Linked DNA regions of Homo sapiens: region 2 is linked to region 1. A link is an interaction called in ENCODE POLR2A ChIA-PET data of the cell type or tissue named here. Cell type or tissue: Panc1. All regions are shown on one strand. Links, peaks and the distances in the headings refer to the core of each region. The heading gives the core; the rest is flanking DNA. Region 1 has its middle 230 kb from the start of LINC01898. Region 2 overlaps LOC339298 (a long non-coding RNA gene).

Evidence for each region. Peaks named below come from ENCODE experiments on the same cell type or tissue, not always from the same donor. Only the 100,000 strongest peaks of a DNase experiment are listed, where the experiment ranks them.
Region 2: POLR2A ChIA-PET joins it to region 1 with 20 read pairs; 2 of 35 experiments call an interaction of 5 or more read pairs at or near these places.

What each region holds. Positions count from the first base shown.
Region 1 is chr18:75,943,272-75,947,672 of GRCh38, reverse strand. No RefSeq gene overlaps it. Among named protein-coding and RNA genes, the nearest start is that of LINC01898, 230 kb to the right of the region's middle. In Panc1, for the core only: no CTCF peak of the experiment used is centred there; no DNase peak of the experiment used is centred there.
Region 2 is chr18:76,123,127-76,127,527 of GRCh38, reverse strand. It overlaps LOC339298 (a long non-coding RNA gene), which reads right to left. Exons shown (of 6, transcript NR_040034.1): 1 at 3,829-4,401; 2 at 3,525-3,584; 3 at 514-1,817. Among named protein-coding and RNA genes, the nearest start is that of LINC01893, 84 kb to the left of the region's middle. In Panc1, for the core only: a CTCF peak has its summit at 959 (motif pointing right); no DNase peak of the experiment used is centred there; H3K27me3 peaks cover 207 bases.

The DNA.
Region 1 (4,401 bases), core at 222-4,221:
TCCTATCTTTCAAATGCAGCAGAGTTTTAAATGATGCTTTCTATTTTACCTAGTATTTTTATGTGTTTGGAGTTAACCACTCTATGCCATTTGTATCTACCATTTTACCAAAGTCTCCTTTAATTCTTCTAGTAACACAACATTTCTTATATTGATACCACATATTCATTAAAGGAAAGGGAAATTTTGATCAAGGAATGTTATTCACACTCAGAGTTGCTGTCAGTCTTCTGAATAGCAATGTTTATAATTAAAAAATATTTCTAGTAGTTCTTCAGGATAAACGCAACCTTAACTTTTGAAATTAATTGTCGAATATTTATTGAGGATCTACTATGCATAAGGAATTTTGTGATGAGTCAATGATTAAGACATAGTCCTTGCTTAAGGAGTTAAACTGTAAAAATGGAGAACTATTTTAAAAAGTGGAATGTTACAAGTGATATAAAATAGTTACAAACGTGCTGCAAGAGGCCATAGAAGGATGAGCCAATTTCCAGCCAGAAAGACCTCAAAAGTACCATGCGGGAAGACAATGAGCTGGGCTTAGCAAATAGGTGTCATTTGGAGATGCAACAATTGCTTGTTGGCAGGTGTCAGATTATACCTGGATTCAAATAGCAGGGAATGAGAACATTAAACTACCTGGATTTGTGGTGCACACACAGGGTACCAAATAAAAGCTACTCAAAGCATGGTGCAAGGATGGGTCGTCAGTTTGTTCAAAGAGCAAAGTGTTTAAAGTGATTTCTAGAAAATGGAATGAGAAGGTCTTGGAGAAAAGCAATTGTTAAGAACAAGGTAGATTTAATTAGAAAAAACTTTTTGACAAAACAATAAATCAAAAATAAATACACAAACCAAGTTGTCAGCAGTCTCACCCAGCCCAGGTCCTCACCCTTGGCAAAGAGTCCCCATAAATAGGGTGCGAGCACCCAGTGGAGGGGCTACTCCTGCTGAGAGGAAGCTGAGCTGCACACCAGAAGTTTCTGTCCACAGACAGTGGAAGAGAAAGAAGACCAGGAAGCAAGAGCCCGAGTGCTTGTCATTCCACTTCCCCTGCATAGTCGCTAGGGAGAAAGCACTGCAGTGCTCTAAACCAAACATTTAAAAACATATTAACTTATTAATAACAATAACTAATATTAATAAGCATGTATATAGCCCTCTTTGTCTTCAAAGCACTTTATGAACATTAGCTAATCAATTAACAATGGCCTCTTTCTGATACTAATCTTCAGTCTGAACACAGAGACCCCTGGGGACATCAGGGGGGATGCTGGCCTAGTCCTGAGGTGGCTGCGGTCATCAGAGGCAGGGCCTGGGCCTCCTGGCCTCCAGGTGGCACACTGTCCAATTGCAATAGTTCTGCTTCCTACAGCAAATCTCAGAAAAACGCCTGTGTATTTCTTTCCTCTCTTCTTTTTTTTTTTTTTTTTTTTAATGTTCCCTTATGACTTTTGGGTAGAGAAAACCAGACTCATTTTCCCTCTGGGGTTCTATTTGTTCTTTCTGTGTTATTGTTTCTGATATAAGCAAATAAACCAACAAGACTCCAACGTATTTCTTTGTTACTCCTTTTATTTACTGTTGACGGAGAGACTTAATTAGATTGCTGTCTTTCCTCTAGGACTCCGTGTCCATGGGGCGTGGACCAGAAGCTGTGCAGACTGCCGTGTCTAGGGAGGGACTCGATCCACTAGAGGGACGTCAAATTTACCAGGGGTAGCGAGAGCCCTTTGGATGTGTCTGCTTAAGGATGTAGAATTTACACGGATCCCCTGACCCCAAGTGCATCTGCAGTGCATGGGGACATGAGCCTCCCCTGCTGGGGTGTATGCCTGGTCCCTTTGGGATTCCCTGGGTTTCACAGTGCCTGGTGCAGAGTGCTGCTCAGGAACATTTGGATTTCCCTGGGTGCTTGAGAATGTTTGCATTTATTTTGCAATGATCTTAGAGCAGAGTGCTGAAATAAGATCCTCAAGAAATCTCACCACTCTGCTCAGTCCCTTCAAGGCTTTTGAAGCTGCCTTCCGGCGAGTCACAGTGGAGCTGCTGTGGGGGTTCCTGCCCTGCTTCACGATGGGCTTCTAGTTCTGGTGGGCATTGCTGGTCTGTCATGCAGGGAAGGGAATGGAGCCCTGGGCTGTGCAGCCACATCTGGCCTGATGCTTAAGGCTGATCACACACTGAACATTGCCATGACAAAGCTGTGTCCCCACCCTTTCCCTGTTGATCTCCCATCAGTCATTAGTAAGTGGTCATGTTAGACAAGGCCTTTGGGCATTTTTCCAATACAAAGTCGCTTAGCATTAGAATTGCAGGATATTTTTTGGCTTCTCTACAAGCCTTTATCCAACCCATTTGAAAACTTACCTTGAATCATGGCAGATTCTGTAGATAGCTATAGCTTTGACCTTTTATCTCCATCTCTACAAGGTATCAGGAACAATTGTGCCATTTAACATAAGCATTTTCTGTTTTAGTAGGTCTCATGGAAATTTACTAAATGAGTAAAATGAGGTAGTATTTTTTGTTGTTTGTTTTTTACAATTTAAGAGTAAAAATGCATTTTTTTTGAGATGGGGTCTCACTCTGTTGCCCAGGCTGAAGTGCAGTGGTGTGATCATGGCTCATGGCTCACTGTACCCCTGACCTCCTACCTCCTAGGCCTTGGGTAATCCTTCCACCTCAGCCTCCCGAGTAGCTGGGACTACAGGTGCATGCCACCACGCCCTGCTAATTGCTATATCTTTTGTAGAGATAGGGCTTCACTATGTTGCCCAGGCTAGTCTTGAACTCCTAAACTCAAGCAGTCTGCCCACCTTGGCCTCCCAAAGTGCTAGGATTACAGGCATGAGCCACCATGCCCAGCCTGCATTTTTATTATTGTTCCAACATTGATGTTTTTACAGTCTAATATAAACAATGTTATCTTCTAGTCTTAATTTACATTTCAGAGGAAAATGTGCCTGAAGAATTAAGTATATGCAATCCTCAAATTTAAGAGATAAGCATTTTGGAAATTTGAAACATGTGAATTGGTGATTTTAATCTAATTCCCAGTTTTTTTTTTCCCAAGAGGAATGAGGACATCCACTAACAACCCTCTGCCCATTAGAGGCAGCAGGCCAGAGAGGAGGAACTCGGGTAGGTGTTTCCTTCCCCAGCCCACCCAGACACTCTGTGCGTATGTGTTTTTAACTATCTTTTCTGATCTGTGTCTCATAAATACATTAGTTGCTGAGATAGTGATCATTTCTTTGGAAAAAAATGCACATCTCATAATGGAAACAGTCTAGTATAAAACCAAAGGTCAGAATCATTGTGACCGATTGTTTCAGAATAAAGTGCAAGTCCCTTAAAGAGAAATGGAAGTTGACAGGAAGAATAAGAGAACACAAGGCATCTTGGGGCTCATTTGCTTGTCTTCTGCACTGACACAGACTTGCAGTTATTCCTGCCACGTTGGAAGGTGCACTCACTGCTCATCACCAGAGAAAGCCACTACGGAAGACAAGCATTTGCAAGTCCATGTTCCATTTGGAATAAGCCCCACATAGAGGCAGATTGCAGGGTCTGGGTCTATTACACCTGGACCACCCAGGGAGACTGAAGGTGTGGAGTTGTATGCAAATGTTTCACTTCGTTCTGCTTTGACTTACATTGCCTTAAATATAGAAAGAAGAGTCTTGAAATCCAACTGAAACTTGCATGATGTTTCAAGAAGAAAAATTATCGTTTCTAGGAACACAGAATAAGTCCGCATTTGGCTTCTTATGTTTTTCTTAATAAAATGATGTAAAAATTTTCCAGAACAGAGTGAAAAAATATAGATTAAATATAAAAGCCTTCAACAGTTAAGGAACACAAAAATTTGTACCCTCTGAATGAATATTTTAATTACATTACATTTCCTTTTAATATCTTTCCATGGGAAACTCCACATGTATTCAGAAATATACTTTAGTTTAATCATGCAGAATATGAGCCAAAATTCTATTGTCTAGTTTTCCAATTGGTTTGCCATTTACCTCAACCCTATAACATTAGTAACTTACACACATACACACACGCACACACTAAATATGTAAATATATGTCTAGATGTCATATATATGCACCTACACACAAATATATGTAAACATTTATAATATGTATCTGCAGATTCATATATATGTATATGTTTGTAATATTTCCGTGACAATTTCAACTTTTATATAACATTATATGTTTGTCTTAGCTCCTAATTCTATTTTAGGTATTTTGAATATAGAGAAAGACACTTCAAATACTTGTAATTTTTCATGATGCCTAAAATAATGACCTACTAATTTTGCAGTTACCAATTTGAGACTCACTCCATAACTCTAAAACGGTAGTTGGCTAATAGGTTTATGAG
Region 2 (4,401 bases), core at 186-4,185, 180 kb before region 1:
TGGGGGAGGTGGGGATGGTTAATGAGTACAAAAAAAATAAAGAATAAATAAAACCTACTATTTGATAGCACAACAGCCTGGCTATAGTGAATAATAACTTAATTGTACATTTTAAAATAACTTAAACAATGTAATTGGATTGTTTGTAACTCAAAGGATAAATGCTTGAGGGGACAGATACCTCATTGGCCATGAAGGGATTATTATGCACTGCAAGCCTGAATCAAAACATTTCATGTACCCCATAAATATATACATCTACTGTGTACCCACAAAGATTAAAATAAAAAATTTTAAAGTGCATGTGTTTTCTGAAGCTTGAATACAATTGGACTATTAGAATTTTCCTAAATTCTAGAAATCTCTAGAAATTCTAGAATCTCTCTCTGTGGAGTAAGAGATTAGCACTTCTGAAAGAAGAGTTAGATGTTAATAGGTTATGTTATGCTTCCTTCATTAACGGTTTAGAATGAGGTAATTTCCCTGATAGAATGGAGAAGTCAAAATACTCGCGTTTGTACCCATCTGCTTCACTTGACCTTGACTGAGTCTTGTTACCCCTTACAGGGTCTTCATTATACAAAAGCGGGATGCACTGGTTTTTCTGTGCTCCTTTCTAGTTGTGTTACCACTTCATGAAATTCTGTCCTGATGTTTGTTCCCTTAAAGAAACCTTTGATTCACTTGGCTCTTATTCTTGTCCACCAGGTCCCTTCAGTCTCCTGAATCACGAGGCCTGTTTCTGTAGTTTTGTGGAAATAATGGAAGCCTTTGTAAACTCTTCCTCATATTGGGGTGCAAATATGGTCACCTGTTCTTATTTTAAACAATTGCCCAAGGACCTCACATGCCTCTTTAGCAGAAAGACTCACCGTATCCAAAATCCTCAGGGCATTGGACAGTCCAAAGGCAATGCCTCTGCTTCAGCCCCTGAGCAGCCACAGGATGGAGCTCTGAGTTCTTCCTGCCACACTGAGTCCCCTAGGGTGCTTGATCCTCTCCTGCCAAGCTGAGGCTGATCCCAGCTGCAGAATGCCTCTTGTCCCCAACCCTGTAAGAACCGTGTTTCTCAGAGGAAGGACTATCCTCTGCTGTCAGTGCTCTCTTCGCTCATGCATGGGGCTTGATGCTGCAGATCTCCGGGCTTCACGGTCCGTGTTGCCATACATGGCCACATTTCAGGCCTCTGGCTGGGCCTGGGCACAAGGCAGCCAGGAGAGGAGGGCATGTGTGTGCCACACCATGGGCCAGGAGGCCATTTTTTGCCCTCCCCTAGGACCCAGGACATGGACTGGACATTTGTTTTGCTGCCAAACTTTTCAAACGCAGTGCCTGAATTCACATTTTTTTTTTTAAATAGAAAATGAGACACATCTATGGAGAGGAGACTACGACCTTCATTCCTTCCAGGGGAGGCTGACTGCATCATTCTGGGTGGTGAGCTTGGTGTTACTACAATAATTTAACATCGAAGAGAAGCTCTCCAAGTGATTCAAGGGCATTCACACCTGTTCTTCCGAGATGGGTATTCCAAGGTGATTTTCTTACACCTCCCGTGTAGATAACTGTCTTCGAACTTTTGGGCACCTTCTTCCATAAGTATTTTGACGCATTGGTCTTTGACAATGCACTGTAGCATCCTTTGAGGATAGGGACTGTCTCCACTCTGTGGCCCAGAAACCTCATTAGAAAAGCTTGGAGTCAGCTGGGCTCAGTGGCTCATCCTGTAATCCCAGCACTTTGGGAGGCTAAGGCAGGTGGATTTCTTGAGCTCACAAGTTTGAGACCAGCCTGGGCAACATGGCGAAAACCCATCTCTACAAAAAAATACAAAAATTAGCTAAGCATGGTGGCACTTGCCTGTAATCCCAGCTACTTAGGAGGCTGAGGTTGGGGGATGGCTTGAGCCTGGGAGGTGGAGGTTACAGTGGGCTATGATCACACCACTACACTCCATCCTGGATGATATAGCCAGACGTTGTCAAAAAAAAAAAAAATCCTGAAGTCCCATGTCCTGTGAGCACACAGCAACCAACATCTTTGTGACCGACAGAATGACATTGTGCCATCTGTCTGAGTGAGAATTTGTTGAGTATTTATGCCCTACATTTACTGTGAGAATTAAAGAGGAAAAATGCATGTAATTCTTAGCAGAGTACTTGACATGTTTTCAGCGTTTAATAAAAATTAGCTATTATTCTTGTTGGCTATTAATTTTTATTGTAAAAGGCAACATTTTAGTTCTTGGAGAAATAAAATAAGGCATTTAATACATTCACATTAGGAAGGAGTTAGTTCTATCATGGTTAGTTGTGGTTTTGGAACAATTTGATCTCTTTACCAATAATTGTACATTTGAATGTTGAAACTATTAAAGTACAAAGATTCCAATTGGACTGGGCTGATAGATTTCTCTATCTGCTTAGAATATTTCTTTTTTTTTTTTTTTTTACCATATTAGGATGAGAGAACATGAAATAAATAATGAATTAGCAAATGACATTTTCAAGGAAAACCAACTGAAAACTTAGCAAGCTTAATTTCAGTGGATATAGGTGCAAGTTAGCTCACCTGTACAAAGAAAACAAACAAAACATAAAATGTGAAATGATTATGCTGCTTATGTGATTTGGAAAAATAACTCATAGCTGCGGTATTCTAAAAATTCAAATTTGACTTTAAAGATTGTTAAGAGGGAAGGAAGATGTGACACTAATATTTACATATTAAGTTTTGATGGAGACCATAAAAGAAACTCAGCATCAAACTTAAATGCTCATATAAAAGTCAGGCATGGTTAGATCATCTCCTTACAATCACACAGGGGCTCTAACTTGCCATCGTAAACAAAAAGGAAAACTGGGACCTATGATCTTGTCCCCAGTCGCTGATAAGCAACTTTACGTTGTCTCTTCGGATATGGGTGAACATTTAGTTGGGGAAAATGCAGAGACTGCAGGTATTACAGGGAGCTGTAATGGCGAACTTACTTTGAAGGTTTTTCATTGCTTTTTGCTTTAGGGAATGGAAGAAAGAATTTGTTGTGGTTGATGATGTTTCAGTTCAAGGATTAGCATGTACGATACTGAGTTCTATCCTACCTATAAAACCGTTAATTTTAAACTATCAAGGGGATGCACAAAAGATAAAAATGGAATATATAGGAGCTGAAAGGTAATATTGTGGAAATTTTTTTCTGTTTCTTCATCATACAAAATAGGGATTGTGATTTTATAACTAAAAAAAAATCAGTGCTATTTTCATCAGATGCTTATCAAAGGAGAAAAGTTCTTAGTTTTATCCAAAGCCAACTTTCCCCATTGTGAGGTCTCCCATCATTTTCCCCCAGGAGCTATAAATTTATATCTCATCATTGGTCATATTATGCCCTATATCTCTATTTATTATTAGTGCATACTTTAGAGTGCTGGTGAGTATTGGCACATTTTATTATGCTGATAAACAATGTTGGACTGCTAGGTAAAATGTGTTGTCAACAGTGATTTCTCTCTTCTCGTTCATACCTTTTTCATTTTATTCTGGGCTTCTAGAGATGAGACTGAAGGATGGGTCTGATTCTTCTTCTGTGTTTTTCAAGTTGATGAGTTAGGAATAGAATGGAAGAGATTATTCATTATGCAGAAATACACAAAAATATTACAAAACACATTTCTCTTCAAATATTTAGAAAGCACATTAAATAGTCATTGACTCAAAGTAAGAAAATATTCTTCTCTAAAGACATAGAATTTGGACCCTTGGACTTTCAGAAGCAACAATTCCACAGTGAGTTCAACTGATCAGGGGTATAGTCCCCCAGGCACTTACCTAGGGTCCAGGAGACTGAGGGTCAGCAGAACCAGAAAAGCTCAGGTACTTTAGACGTCAATCACCCACAAAGGTTTAAGGCTCCCTCCACAGTCCAGTGAATTTCACAACCCTGAAGCAACTCGTGGGGGGAAATACAATGTAGCCACGTGAAGTTTCTGAATGTCCAGTTGAAGGGAATACTTAGTATCTTCAAGTTTTTAAATTAAACTGTTGGGTTTGCCTTGGTTCAGGTTTACCGTTTTCATTACATTTGTTGTACATGGTCAGATGATTGCCAAAGCATAATATGGCTTTCTAGGTTTTAGGGATAGTTTTCTGTTAGGATATTTGTAACGCTAGTCAATTTAGAGGCAGTCTCAACTTGAGAGGCAAAAGTGTGATACAATGTTATTTATGTATTTTAATGGCTTTTGCTCAAAGCATGACCTCGAATCTATCCTTCTAGCTGTGTAGGCTCCTGTAACACATCTCAGCCCAGTTTCATCATTTTCAGCCTCTTTAAGTTATGAAAACAATCTCATTTTGCTTTTTTGCTTCTCCTGCCTTTCTCAAAGTTCCTGCAAGTTAGAT